Regions from separate parts of the Homo sapiens genome. Here region 1 is linked to region 2. Evidence: chromatin contacts called from ENCODE Hi-C or POLR2A ChIA-PET data. All regions are on one chromosome and are shown on one strand. Each heading gives the region's core, a stretch centred on a gene start or an enhancer-like site at or near the end of the contact. The rest is flanking DNA. Distances are from core to core; before and after follow the strand shown. Region 1 overlaps PTGFRN (prostaglandin F2 receptor inhibitor). Region 2 has its middle 39 kb from the start of PTGFRN.

Region 1 (7,317 bases), core at 1,499-3,998, 48 kb before region 2:
TGTCTTGAGGCCCAAATGCCTTAAATGAACATACTGGACAGAAAGCAGAGCTTGCCTCATCACTGCTGTTTTCTAATGACCCAAAGTCACATCCTGCTGCATGATAACTACCTTTCAGCCTGTGGTGTGAGCTAACTCGGTGCTGGAATGTGGGGTCCCTGAGGGTACCACTGGGCAGCATATGCCACCTTGCTACCTCTGTGGCCCTCCCTAGATGGGCTAACAAAGGTACCTTCCCCAATTATTTATGAGCCACGTATGACACTAGGCTTCCTGGGATTCATACTACTGTTTCCGCTGAAACTTGTTTGTGGGATAAATGGTAATGAAAATAGGACTCCGATGAATAGATCACATGATTGCATAAACCTTGTTTCCATAGAAAACCAACTAAAATTCCCATCATTGCTCTAAAACTTATGTGTCTCTTATCAGGTCATAGTCCTTTGAAGAAATGCTCTGATAAACTATCTGGGGGGAACATCAGTAATTGTTTTGTGAGTTGTTTTTCTTATAAGAAACAACCAAAAATAGGATTATGGCCTGACTTATCACCTTAATTTAGCAGGCTGGCTTCCTGTAAGCTCCAGCGGACCTCTCCAGCCTCACACATGCCGGCTCTTAGCTGCTCTGTGGGCGCTGGTGATGCTGCCAACATCTTTCAGGGTGACTTTGCTCACATTCTTCTCCACCAACCTCCCTTCCCCAGAGTTTAATATCCACGTCCCCTAAGGTCTCTATTACTTTTCCAGCTGAAGTTAGCTAATCCCCAAATGGGACACCAACCTGTACACATTTATCTACTCCCACCTCTGAGAAACCGTACTGCCCACTTTCATACCTGAAATGCATTTCCTCCTGCTCCTGGCTCCCGACTCTCCAGCCCCACCTGCTCCATGGAACTTTTCAATAATAACAGCCCCTGGCCTCAGTTTCATCTCTATAATTGTGACAGTCCCATATGTACAGTGATCTAATAACTCATTCACCCAAGCCTTTAAAAAACACCTATGATCCATTCTGCCATTCACTTATAACTGGTTCCATTCCATTTTGGACTTTGTAATCTTGCACAATGTCAGAAACAGAGTCAATATTCCCTTAATGCTGCGGAAGTACTAAAAAAAAAAAAAGATTACAAAGCAAAGTAGCAATGTCCTGTATTGAAAAGTAAAGTTGGACACAAATAATTTATTCCTTCAAGGGTCATAACTGTTTTTACTTTGACTAATGTGACTCAGTACCCTGTGCTGTGTCATGCCGTGAGTTACACACTATGGTCTTAACTTGGAACTTACTGTAAGGATTTCTCAATCAAAGATGATGGACTGTAATGTCTTCTAATAAATAAGAAAACGTTTCAATGCGCCAGCTTTCAGAAAATGGGAAAACGAATAGTTGTACCAAAAATGTGTGTGTTTTTTAACTCCTCGCTGCAACATAAGCAAAGTAGTGTACACTGGACAGACACCAAATCAGCTAATATTCGCTTCTCAGTACATCCTAAAGGGATAAGCCTCAAAAATATCTGCATCCAAAACCACTGAGATGAAATCACTAGGCTTAGCAGCAGCATCAACAGTAGCACCTCAAAGTAGCCAGGGAGGGCCAGACAGCAGCCAAGATGCAGTAAGGACTGAGCTCATACACATAAGTTTCTTCTATAACACATAGACTTTCTAGAATGTATCCTTTTAGTAGGTGGTATTTATCCAGCATCATTTTGAACCTTCCTTGTTCAGACCAAAGCAATGAAAAGGAAGAAATTCCCCAAATACTAGGGGCACATTTTTTAGCCAGCTGAGTCTATTGGTTGGAGATGTCAGAATTTCAACTCTTCGGCTAGACATGGTAGCTCACACCTGTAATCCCAGCACTTTGGGAGGCTGAGGCAGGTGGATCACTTGAGGCCAGGAGTTCGAGACCAGCCTAGCCAACATGGTGAAGCCCCGTCTCTACTAGAAATACAAAAATTAGCCCGGTGTAGTGGCACATCCCTGTAATTTCAGCTACTTGGGTGGCCGAGGCATGAGAATTGCTTGAACCCGGGAGGCAGTGGTTGCAATGAGCCAAGATTGCCCCACTGCACTCCAGCCTGGGCAACAGAGCAAGACCCTGCTTCAAAAAAACAAAAGTATTTCAACTCTTCTACCCTTCAGGAAGGGTGTAAAAGCCAAAGTAGTAGCAATATTTATACACATCTCAAGATGTCTGTGTCTCTTCTCACTGTGGTCTGGGGCATACTGGGAAAAGGGCAACCTGTGGAACATCTTCCAGGCTCTTTCCTAGGCTGAAGGGAGAAGACACAAGTCACATTTGTGAGGGCTGAGGCTTGATTAGTCAGCCCCAGCTTACTCATGGCTGATATCCTCAATCAAAACTTGCACACATAAAAGAAAATTGGTAATGATACGAAACAGTCTGTCATCTAGAAATGGCTTATTAGTTTTACTGTTTCTGTGACTTCCCCCAGGGGTCTGCCTGAAAGCCCAGTTAGCCTGGTGGTGGGGACACTTCTGTACCCTAGAGAACCACAGGGAAAGATCCTTAGTGTGCAGGAAATGGGCTGCAATCAGGCAGCAGTCGCCTACACAAGGACCGAACAATTTCCAGAGCCCTCAGAGGCACCAACCCACTGTTGTGAAGAGGCACCAGCCAGGTGAGAGACAACAGGCACAGGCTGCAGGATTATAAGGAGTGCTCAGAAGATGGGCAGGAAGCCAGGGCTGGGCCAAGAGGCCACATGGCCAACAGCAGGGGTCAGCATGAACTCAAAGAATTCTGGAGATGGAAGGGGAGACCTTTGGGATCAGCTAGCCCAACCCTTATTTTACAGGGGCTGAGAGCTGTTCAGCAACTTGTCCAAGGTCACAAAACTAGTGAGTAGAAGGACAAGGGCCAAAATCCAAGCCTCCTGTCTTGAAAGACAAGGAAACAAATGTTATCACAATTTAGCTAATTATATCAATTCCTTTCAGTGTTTTCAAAGATATATTTTGACTAACATGGAAAGACAGACTAGTGTACTGTGGTTATGAACCCACACTCTGGAGCCAGACTACCTGGGTTTGAATCCCAAGTCTGCCACTTACACTGTGACCCTGAGCAAGTGACTTCACCTCTGTGACTCAGTTTGCTCATCTATTAAACAGGGGTAACAACAGTGCCTACTCTCATGGGGCTATGAAGCCTCCTAAATAAGTTCATCTATGGAAAGTGCATTAGCTGGTTCCGGCTGCTGGGGAGGCTGAGGTGGGAGGATCACTTCAGCCAGGGAGGTTGAGGCTGCAGTGGGCTATGACTGCAACATTACACTCCAGCCTGGGTGACAGAGACCCCCTCTCTTTAAAAAAAAGAAAAGAAAAGAAAAGCGTAGTGCCTGGCACAAAATAAATGCTACAAAAAAGGTAGACAGGAATTTATTGGGAAGGAAAGAACCCTCATATTGGTTTCTCTTGCATCGCACCTGGTCCCCAACCCCCAATTCATCTTAGTCATAGGTTACTGCCTTTTCCCCACAACGCCTAGGGCTAATGCTTCTAAGTCACACCCCTCTCTCCTAATCCATTCAGGCCCAACCCAGTCAGATATTAGCTCAACCAGCCAAAATGGTGGAAGAGGCAGAAACTCTGAATAAATGCTTATGTCACTACTAGCCATCCAGCCTATCTCCCCTTAGATCTCTGCTGCCAAAACCCTGAACTCAGAAGTTACCTCTCTTGATCCTCACCTCCTACTTTCCTAGACTACCCATTCCCTTGCACCTCAGAATCTGCTTTTATGCCATCATCATGCCCTCCAGGCCCTCAAACCTTCTGCAGGTGCATCAAGCCTGGAAGCCCCACTCACCTGCCTATCCCACGTGTACTCCTTGGCTAATCTTTCCTGTGATGTTCTCATCAGTTCCCTCGGTTCCTTTATCACTCATCCTTCCACTCTCATTCCATGGAGAGACCACATGATGCTGTCCCTCCTAGGCTGCCAAACTTGGTGGGATAAAGCCACGAAACTAGGCCCACTGCCTTTACTACAGACCTATGCTATCCTCCATCCTTCACTGCTAACTGAATGACTGTCACATTCCCGTGGGGTCCAGCCCCAGCCCACTCTCCTCCAGCTCAGACTCTGACCATGGCTTTGCCTCAGTCCCACTGAGAAAGCCCAGACTACCAAGTAATTTGTATGCCAAACCTCCTCCAGACATGCTTCTTAAACTTTAGCATGCATTTGAATCCCCTGCGGATCTTGTTCAAATACAAACTTTGATTCACAAGTTTGGACCTGAGATTCCCCCAGGTGCTGCCAATGCTGGTGGTCCACAGAACACAGTTGGGGTAGCAGAGTTCTAGGAACTTACATACACTAATGTTTGCATTCTTCTAAATATATTGTTTTTAATCTTCATGGAAAAACCTCCAAGAGAGGTATTATTCCCATTTCACAGAGACAGAAAGTGAGATTCAAAGAGGTTAGAAAACCTGTCCAAGGTTCACACTGAGGGAAGACAGGATTCAAATGAAAGGCTGATTCTGAAGCCTGAATCCTATTTTTTCCTCTTTTAATTGGGAGATGAAGTAAGGCTGGAAGGGTATAAAGAACAGAAGTAGATTTTAAAAACACACATGTAATGGTTTATTTGTAATACAAACTATTAAAATCTTCTTAGCTAATGTGAATAAGAGAAAGATGGATTATAAAATGCAAGAGTCCCTGTGCTAGAGATTCTGCCTAACAGCCAAAGACCTAAAAGCTATCAGAGAGTAAGTTAATTCCACCAATCAACACAGAAGAAGACATCCAGAGGGACACAGAGGAAACTTTATATGTGTGCAGATAAAGAAAGGGAACATACAGGCCGGGCGCAGTGGCTAACGATATTTTGGGAGGCTGAGGCAGGAGGATCACTTGAGGCCAGGAGTTTGAGACCAGTCCGAGAAACATAGCAAGACCCTGCCTCTAGGAAAAAGATAAAAAATTAACCAGGCCTGGTTGTGCAGTCCTGGCTACTCAGGAGGCTGAGGTGGGAGGACTGCTTGAGCCCAGGAGTTTCATGCTGCAATGAGCCGTGATTGCACCACTGTAATCCAGCCAGGGTGATAGCGTGAGACCCTGTCCTAAAAAGAGAGAGACAGGGAACAAGGGAACATATAGAAAACCTCTAACTAGCATGTCTGGGGAAGCTTTGGGGCTACTCTTAGGGCTGAAAAGTCTGAGATCACTGCAGAGACTGCATGCCATATCAAACTGCTCTCTCCATGCTCTCCTCTCCCTCTCCCTTCCCTCCTCTCTGGCTCTTCAAGGCTAGGGCTTCTATTTGCACCCCAACCCCCCTGTGCCACCTTCTCTGGAGTCCACACCCAGTAGTCATGCCTGCTCACTGCTCTTCAGCCTGTCCTTTGCCACCAGAGTCTCCCAGCTGGCCTGTGGGCCTGCTTAGAGACGCCTGGATCCTGTTTAAGTTGATCTGGTTCTGCCGTGCCCTGAGCCACTACCCTCACAGTGGTCTTCTGCTCCACACCACTTGAAAAGGTGGGCGATCGTTTCTGACTCAGAGTTCCTTCCCCACCCCACCCACTTCTCAAGTTCTGTGATTTCCCTTCCTCCTTCACTGGGCAGACTTCACAGTGCCCATATCCAAGGGCTTCTCTGTCTTTATCCTTCCAGTTCTGTAGCAGCATGTGACCAATCCCTCTTTAACAAGTCCACTCACACCCATCTCTGCTTGGCTTCCGACAGCGTGCTCTCCCAGTACTTCTTCCGTTCCCTGACTACTCCTAGAACTCTCCCTTTCATTTCCTGTCTCCTCACTGCAGGCATTTCCAAGAACCTGCCCTTGACCCTCATCTCAATCGTCCACTTTCTGACATCTAGTGCATTTTGTCCAACTCTTTGAGGGCAGATCTGAGTCTGCTCTGCTCATACAGCAATCCTCAGAACAATGCCCGGCGTGTAATAGTAGGCGCTTGCTCAATATTTGCTGAATAAATGAGCTGCTAGCCGTGTTACTGAGCTTCTCACCTTGCATCTTCAAACAGCTCATTCCAAAGCTAGGGCTAAAGGGCTGTAGTTCACCAAGTGAAGGAGAGAACTGCCATCCTTCGTCAAATCATAGCACACACAGGAAATGACAGTATCTGTACAGCTCTCTGGGTACGCAGGCCTTTGGATTTAGAGGCAGCTCCTGCCCTGTGGGTATCAGTATCATGACAACCCACCTGAAATCCATGTGAGTCCCTTACTGAGGCCCATAAGCTGGGGAGTTCTGTCTAGTCCAGCTCTAAAGAAGAGCAAGGAAGAGCCATTATCAGAATATTCTTGGCTTGGAGTCACTTTTAAGCTCCAAGAAGTAACTCATCTGTCTGCCCACTATCTCTATTTCATTAGGATTCCAAGGTAGCACCCACTCTGAAATGTGCCCGGAACCCTTAGGCACAATTCCACTCTTCGCTATTCTAAGCCAAATTCATCCTAGACAGAGCAACAGTAGCCACGGGTTCTTCTCCACTCCTATGAAATATCCCAAGTGAGGTAAATATTTTCACATTCCAGCTGCTTGTAAAGGTGTGAAACAGGATGCAATTAAGGTCCCAGAACATTTTACTTAAACTTGAATCATGCTGCTTAGTGACACAATACAGAGTATTGTGGAGAAATCAGCCTTCAAAGAACACAAGCGAATGCACAGAGCCATGATCTCCAGCCTACTGGAAACGCATATTGCTGGGACACGACAGTGTTAACTTCTGGGTCTAATTCTGTTGCTTCCCAAAGACTACAGTTGGTGTGGGGAGAAATAGTCCAAGATCGAAAAAACCACTGACTGTGCCAACTGCAGCACTTCACCTTTTCCAGAAGATAAATTATGAAGAATTTTTGCCAGTTCAAGTTATTTTCCCAAAGCAGAGTCAAATGACCCTTGCAACCCTGCCTTTAAGAAACCAATGCAATTAAACAAAACAGCTATGAACTGCCTGGACAGCATCCTTCCAACTTCATTTGATAAAGTGAGACGCAGACACACATCGACAGACAAGCACACACCTTATTTAACTGCCAGACGCAGTGCCAATATGAAAATGTACATTCAATCTACGGGGGGAAAATCAGCTCAGCAGCTCATCGCTAAAACAAAACAGCCACATAAATGCCGACTAGCCTGCTGCCTTGTAAGGAATGATCACTGACAACTAGAGTTCCTATTCAGCAGGCTAATAAGAATAATTATAGCCAGGGCAGGCATTAATCAGCTTGGCAGATACAGGAATTCTGTTAACAAGGCTAAAATAAGTGCCAAGGAATCTCTGAAGGCCACAGCAC
Region 2 (6,486 bases), core at 985-3,484:
AGAAACAGGCTATGAAAGCTGTGCAGCAGTCCTCCCACCCCAAAGGGCAAACTCATCACTTCCTGCCTCAGACATAACCATGGGGAATAATGGACACAGAAGCACCTCCCACAGGACGGACGGCTGACTCCTGATGTTTAAGAAGAGAGTCCCCTCTGTTCTTGCTCAGCAGGATTTGATAATTACTATAGATCGACTTCTGGGACTTTCACATTTTCTGACTGGTAGTTTTAATTGTGGTTTTCTTGTTCTTACTACATCACTGCATATGTAGTGGGTTATGGGAAAGATAACTAATCTTTTAGTTTATGGTTTGTGCTATGGTTTGAATATGGCTCCTCCAAAATTCATGTTGAAACTTAATCCCCAATGTCATCATAGTAAGGGGTCGGGGGGTAGTCTTCAGCAGGTGACGACATCACGAATGAAATTAGTACCCTTATAAGAGGGCCTGAAGGGAGTCTGGCCCTTTTTTGCCCTCCCACCATGTGACAATTCAGCAATAGGTGCCATCTTCGAGGCAGAGAGCCCTCACCAGACACTAAATTTGCTGGTGCCTTAATCTTCGACTTCCTAACCTCCAGAATTGTAAGAAATAAATTTATATTATTTATAAAGTACACAGTCTAAGGTATTTTGTTATTGCAACCTGAACAGACTAAAACAGCTTGCAAGATTGTGAACATCATATCTGGATTTGAAGACGGAGACTACACTTCACTCAGAGATCTTGACTTTGATCTGGAGGCAGTCCCTGGGTTTCTTCCCCTTGAGGAGGGATTGTGTCCTACATGGGGATGCCCATATATTTGGGGAGGCCAAAGGGATAAACTGTAGCAGAGAGACTGTTTAATTGTCTCACAACATTTGTTTTCTTCTATTTTAAAGTATTAGGACCTTAAATGTTTAGCTAGGCACCTGCTGCTAGAAGGACTGCTTCCCAGTCTTCTTGATTCTCTCCCGGTCATGGGATTAACGTTTGGTTAGTTAGATGTAAGTAGAAGTAGTGTGAGCAACTTCTGGAAAGTGTTCTTAAAGGCAGGGAGCTTTTCCTGCTCTCTACCTTTTTCTTCTTTCTCCTGGATGGAATGGGATATGCGGGATGGAGCTCAAGCATTCATTTTGGACGATAGGATGATTTAGGAAGTGGAGATTATGCAGTTAAGGCAGAAAAATAAAAATAAAAAAAATCTGATTCCCTGCACTGTGGAGCCCTTTACCATCTGTGGACTACCTATTCAGGCTTATATGAAAGAGAAATAAACTTTCATGTTGTTTAAGCCACTGGTTTTTTTTTTTGTTATTGTTTTTTAAGGGAGGTGAAGGTGTTGGGGAGTAGGGAGAGTTCAATATCCTGCTGCCAAACCTAATCCTAACTAATTCATGACAAGTTACTTTTTTGAGTTACTCCAGTTTCCCTGAAATGGGCAGATCTGGGGGCCAAAGACCAAAGTGGTTTAGAGAGACCACAAATTGAAGTAAACATGATGCCATCTTATTCTGTGACATGTCAGTTAGAGGAGAATTCCAAGCTTAGGGAATTTGCATTCTGTCATACCACAATTTATATCATCATCAGTATCTCTAGGAAAAAGGGTTACCTATCTCTCTTTGTACTGAGACACTGGAACTTTAGAAACCCAAATTCATTTATTCCTATGGGTTTTAGCCAAGGAACTTGCCTGCAAAGCTTCCTGATTAGACAACCGTCTGCCAGGTTGGTTTGGGAAAAAGTGCTCAACTGGCACAGAATATCTATGGCTCTGGAAAATGACTAAACTATTCCAAACGGTTTTAAAAGCAAATCCATTTTTAATATCTCAACAACTGTTTCAATTTTGTTCTACCTAGTTTGGTATAAATCTATTTTTAATTTCTAGCTCCTTACAGCCTCAATTGACTTCAGTTTTTATGTGGAAATTTTTATATCTTATTTCTTCCAAATTCTACTTTATTAATTTGATGCAGTTGTAGTCTGCCTCTGATTCCACGTAATTACTTAATCATTTCACTATAATATTGACTCAAAGATTTTGTTATTGGTTACCTAAATATTACTAGTTCCCTTCCATTTCCTCTCTTGCACAATGACAGCGCTTGTTTATAAACCTGCTTTGAAATCACCAAGGGTGAGGAGCAACATCAAGATAAAGTACTGTGTTGTTCTTTCCTTGGAAATATGCCTTGGCTTAAATTTGAACTTGGGGTATAAATTGTAGAAGATTCTGCCAAGAGCGCTCCAGTTCTGATATGTGGCGTTAGTTGAATTTCTGCTTCCAAGCAGGTTATTATGCAACTTGAGGGAGATGGGAAAGAAGGGTCAGGCAGGAAAGGATGGATTTTATTCCCGGGCTATAATACTGTCATCATATTCAGAAATCCACATCTCCTTTTCTCCTTCCTTTTCTGCTGTCTCCTTTCCTTCCTCATTTTCTTTTTTGTAAATTTTCCAGTTACTTCCCTCCCACCATCTCCCCTCCCTTTCTGCCTTCCTTCATCCCACAAGTATTCACTGAATACCCTGGTAGTTAATCTTTAAAGATGGTGCCTCGCCAGGCGCCATGGCTCACGCCTGTAATCCCAGCACTTTGGGAGGCTGAGGTGGGTGGATCATGAGGTCAGGGGTTTGAGACCAGACTGGCCAACGTAGTGAAACCCCATCTCTACTAAAAATACAAAAAATTAGCCGGATGTCGTGGCGAGTGCCTGTAATCCCAGCTACTCGGGAGGCTGAGGCAGGAGACTCGCTTGAACCTGGGAGGTGGAAGTTGCAGTGAACCGAGATCATGCCACTGCACTCCAGCCTGGTGATGGAAAGAGACTCTGTCTCAGAAAAAAAAAAAGAAAAAGAAAAAAGTTGGTGCCCCCAGTGAACTTGGAGGGGTCACATGTAGGCACTCCAGACAGTGGGCGGAGCTGAACTCCTGGCCAGTAGCCAGCATCCTGTGTCAGCCAAGTCTATCAGATGACTCCCGTCCCAGCTGCCATTTGACTCCAACCACATGAGAGATTCCCAAGGAAGAACCACCCAGTTGAGCCCAGTCAGCCTATGAGATTGTGAGATTCTAATAAACTGTTGTTTCAAGTCCCTGTATTTTAGGATGGCTTATGATGCAGCAATAGATCATTGAAATGAGCATTTACTATGAACCAGGCACTGTTCTAGAACCTGGAGAGTAAACAAAACAAAAATCTGTGCCCTCATATACCCATATGCTAATGAGAGATAGTCAATAAAAAAGATAAATATACAAAGGGTAATAAAAGCCAAGAAGAAAAAAAACAAAGAAAGGGAATATGAAGCATGGAGATGGTGGAGATGTTTTGGTTAGGTAGCCAGGAAAGGACTCACTCAGAAGATGACTTTTGAGTACAGAACTAAGAGAAGTGGGGAATCAGGCATATGGTTATCTGGGGGAAGAGTGTCTTGGGGGAGCAAATAGTAACTGCAAAGTTCCTGGTGTGGGCATCTGTCTGGTATATAGTCAAGGAACAGCACAGAGGCCAGCGTAGATAGGGCAGAATGAACAAGGGGGAGGTAGTTGGCAATGAGGTTGAAGAGGCAAGGGGTGCAGATCAGTAGGGTCCCGCAGGACAGAGGAAGGACTTTGGCCTTCATTCCCGATGAGAGCCTCTGGAAGACTTTGAGCTGAGGAGTGATGTCATTTGGCTCATGATTTAACAAGATCACTCTGGTTGTTCTGTTGAAACAAGAGAAAGCCAGGGCAGAAACAGGCCCATTAGCAGCGTTTGTGATCATGCAGGAGAGAGACGATGGTGACTGCGATCGGGGGGTGGCAGGGGTAAATGGTGAGGGAAAGGGTACATTCTAGGTTTATTTTGAAAGTATGATTGATAAATGTCTGGGCGCAGTGGCTCACACCTGTAATCCCAGCACTTTGGGAAGCCAAGGCAGGCAGATCACTTGAGCTCAGGAGTTTGAGATCAGCCTGGCCAACATAGCGAAACTCCGTCTCTATTAAAAATACAAAAATTAACCAGGCATGGTGGTGCATGCCAGTAGTCCCAGCTACACAGGAGGCTTGATAAGAGAATTGCTTGAACCCAGGAGGCAGAGGTTGCATTGAGCTGAGGTTGAGCCACTACACTCCAGATTGGTGAACAGAGAGAGACTCTGTCAAAAAAAAAAAAAAAAAAAAAAAAAAAAAGAGAGAGAAAGTGTAGTTGATAATAGATTAAATTTGGGTTGTGAGAGAAAGAAGTAAAAAATAAAGATCTGAGAAACTAGAAAATGAAGATCACATTAACTGAGTCGGAGAATGCAGCAGAAGGGGCAGTCTGAGGCAGAATAGCCGGGGTTTGTTCTTCATTGTCTAATCTGTGCCATTCCTTCTCTTTCCTTCTTTCTTTCCTTTCTTCTTCTCCTCCTCCCCCTCCTCCTCCTCCTCCTTCTCCTCCTCCTCTTCCTCCTTCCTCCTCCTCCTCTTCTCCTTCCTTTTCATCTCCTTCTTTTTCTTTTTCTTTTTTTTAAGATGGAGTCTCACTCTGTCGCCCAGGCTGAAGTGCAGTGGCGAGATTTCGGCTCACTGCAACCTCTGCCCCCCGGGTTCAAGTGATTCTCTTGCCTCAGCCTCCCAAGTATTTTTGTATTTTTAGAAGAGACGGGGTTTCACCATATTGGCCAGGCTGCTCTTGAACTCCTGACCTTGTGATCCACCTGCCTTGGCCTCCGAAAGTGCTGAAATTACAGGCATGAGCCACCGTGCCCAGCCTTTTCATCTTGTTCTGTTTCATTGAACTGGGATGCCTCTCTACCCAGTTTGAGATGCATATAATGTACCCAGTCATTTCCCAGAGCACATTATTCAAGACCCCCCCATGTTAGTAATTGCAGGAAGTCCAAAAGGGAAAGCTAGCCTTTCCCCCTCCAAATCCATAGCTACTATTTTAGGTCCAGGGAAACTTGAGTGCAAAGTGTCCAGTCCTGTTTGGTCTTACCTTAGTGTACTCACTGGGCAGAGAGATACTTGGCCAACATGGGTCATGTTCCAAACAAGGCAGTTGGGTAGTCTCCTCCTCTTGTAACAGCCACTGAGATTTGGGATAACATGCCTCGCCTTGGCAGCAGCATCATTCTAAGAACTGATCCATTCCCCAGAGTTATGCTAGTGACCTACTCACAACCCAATCTCTAGGACTGCTCAGGAGAAGGACACTTTGGTTCCCTCATTCCGTTGCTTTCTCAAGCAGAGTTAGGCATCTCATGGACACATAACAGCAGAGATCTGGGCTGAGGAGCAATATAGCCACAAGATGATTTAGAACCTTGGTAGAAGAAAAGGTAGGTTAGAAAATTCAAAGTGGTTGAGCCTTTCTGGTGGAAGGTAAGAATTTCAGGAAGTTGAAACAATTCAGAATCATCAAGTCCGGAAATAGAAGGAATACCTGAGCCCCATGCTCCACCTGCCTTATGGTGGGTCTTTGAGGAAAGGTGCTCTTCATATGCTCAGTTGTGAGGACCTTATACTGTAGTTGGTCTTAGCCAGTAAATACCGAATAGTGAGTAAGTCTTAAGGATTGCAATCAGGAGTGTGCTGCTAAATGTTTAACCACTGGCTTCCCTGGGGGATGCAGGGAGGAAACCCTGACTGATAGAGCTGGCCAATTTTCTTGGTGTAAATACACCCATCATGACTGATTTCAAGTTACTAATGTGACATCACTCAATGTGAAGTTGGAAATGCATAGTAGCTCATCATTTTGTATAAAATTTTTATCAGTTGCAATAGATATTGTCACACACGTCCATGTGAAGAGACCACAGAACAAGTTTTGTGTGAGCAACAAGGCTGTTTATTCCACCTGGGTGCAGGTGGGCTGACTCTGAAAAGAGAGTCAGCGAAGGGAGATAGGGGTGGGGCCATTTTACAGGATTTGGGTAGGTAATGGAAAATTACAGTCAAAGGGGGTTGTTTTCTGGCGGGCGGGGCAGGGGTCACAAGGTGCTCAGTGAGGGAGCTTCTGAGCCAGGAGAAGGAATTTCACAAGGTAATGCCATCAGTTAAGGCAGGAACAGGCCATCTGGATGTATAAGTGCAAGTCACAGGGGATATGGTAGCTTAGCTTGGGTTCAGAGGCCTGACATTCTTGTCTTCTTATATTAATAAGAAAAACAAAACAAAATAGTGGTGAAGCATCGGGGTGGTGAAAATTTTTGGAGGTGGTATGGATAGATAATGGGCGATGTTTCTCAGGGCTGCTTCGAGCAGGATTAGGGGCAGCATGGGAACCTACAGTGGGAGAGATTAAACTGAAGGAAGATTTTGTTGTAAGGGGTGATGTTGTGGGGTTGTTAGAAGGGGCATTTGTTGTATAGAATTATAGGTGATGGCCTGGATGCAGTTTTGTATGAATTGAGAAACTAAATGAAAGATGCAAGGTCCGAACAAGAGAAGGAGAAAAACAGGTATTAAAGGACTAAGAACTGCGAGGACCCAGGACATCCAATTAGAGGGTGCCCAAGGG

What was found. A loop is a pair of places that touch in the nucleus more often than their neighbours do. ChIA-PET counts read pairs that join two places held with the same protein, here RNA polymerase II (POLR2A). Pooled maps may share reads with other maps.
Region 1: a map of ovary shows a loop between it and region 2 (2.2-fold over the local background). The contact joins two enhancer-like sites. A Hi-C loop is called at or near these places in 13 of 168 maps with a recorded cell type or tissue (CD4-positive, alpha-beta T cell, CD4-positive, alpha-beta memory T cell, CD8-positive, alpha-beta T cell and 7 more), 2 of 37 single-sample maps with no recorded cell type and 19 of 50 pooled maps. POLR2A ChIA-PET finds 5 or more read pairs at or near these places in 12 of 52 experiments (CD4-positive, alpha-beta T cell, CD4-positive, alpha-beta memory T cell, GM12878 and 9 more).

The regions. Positions count from the first base shown.
Region 1 is chr1:116,915,447-116,922,763 of GRCh38, reverse strand. The region is part of intron 1 of PTGFRN (prostaglandin F2 receptor inhibitor); the gene reads right to left. Among named protein-coding and RNA genes, the nearest start is that of PTGFRN, 9.2 kb to the right of the region's middle. Within about 2 kb of position 2,748, at least 5 of the 41 ENCODE cell types and tissues checked have a DNase peak (open chromatin) inside an H3K27ac peak, as active enhancers do.
Region 2 is chr1:116,867,664-116,874,149 of GRCh38, reverse strand. No RefSeq gene overlaps it. Among named protein-coding and RNA genes, the nearest start is that of PTGFRN, 39 kb to the left of the region's middle. RefSeq lists an enhancer at 2,829-3,123. Within about 2 kb of position 2,234, at least 2 of the 41 ENCODE cell types and tissues checked have a DNase peak (open chromatin) inside an H3K27ac peak, as active enhancers do.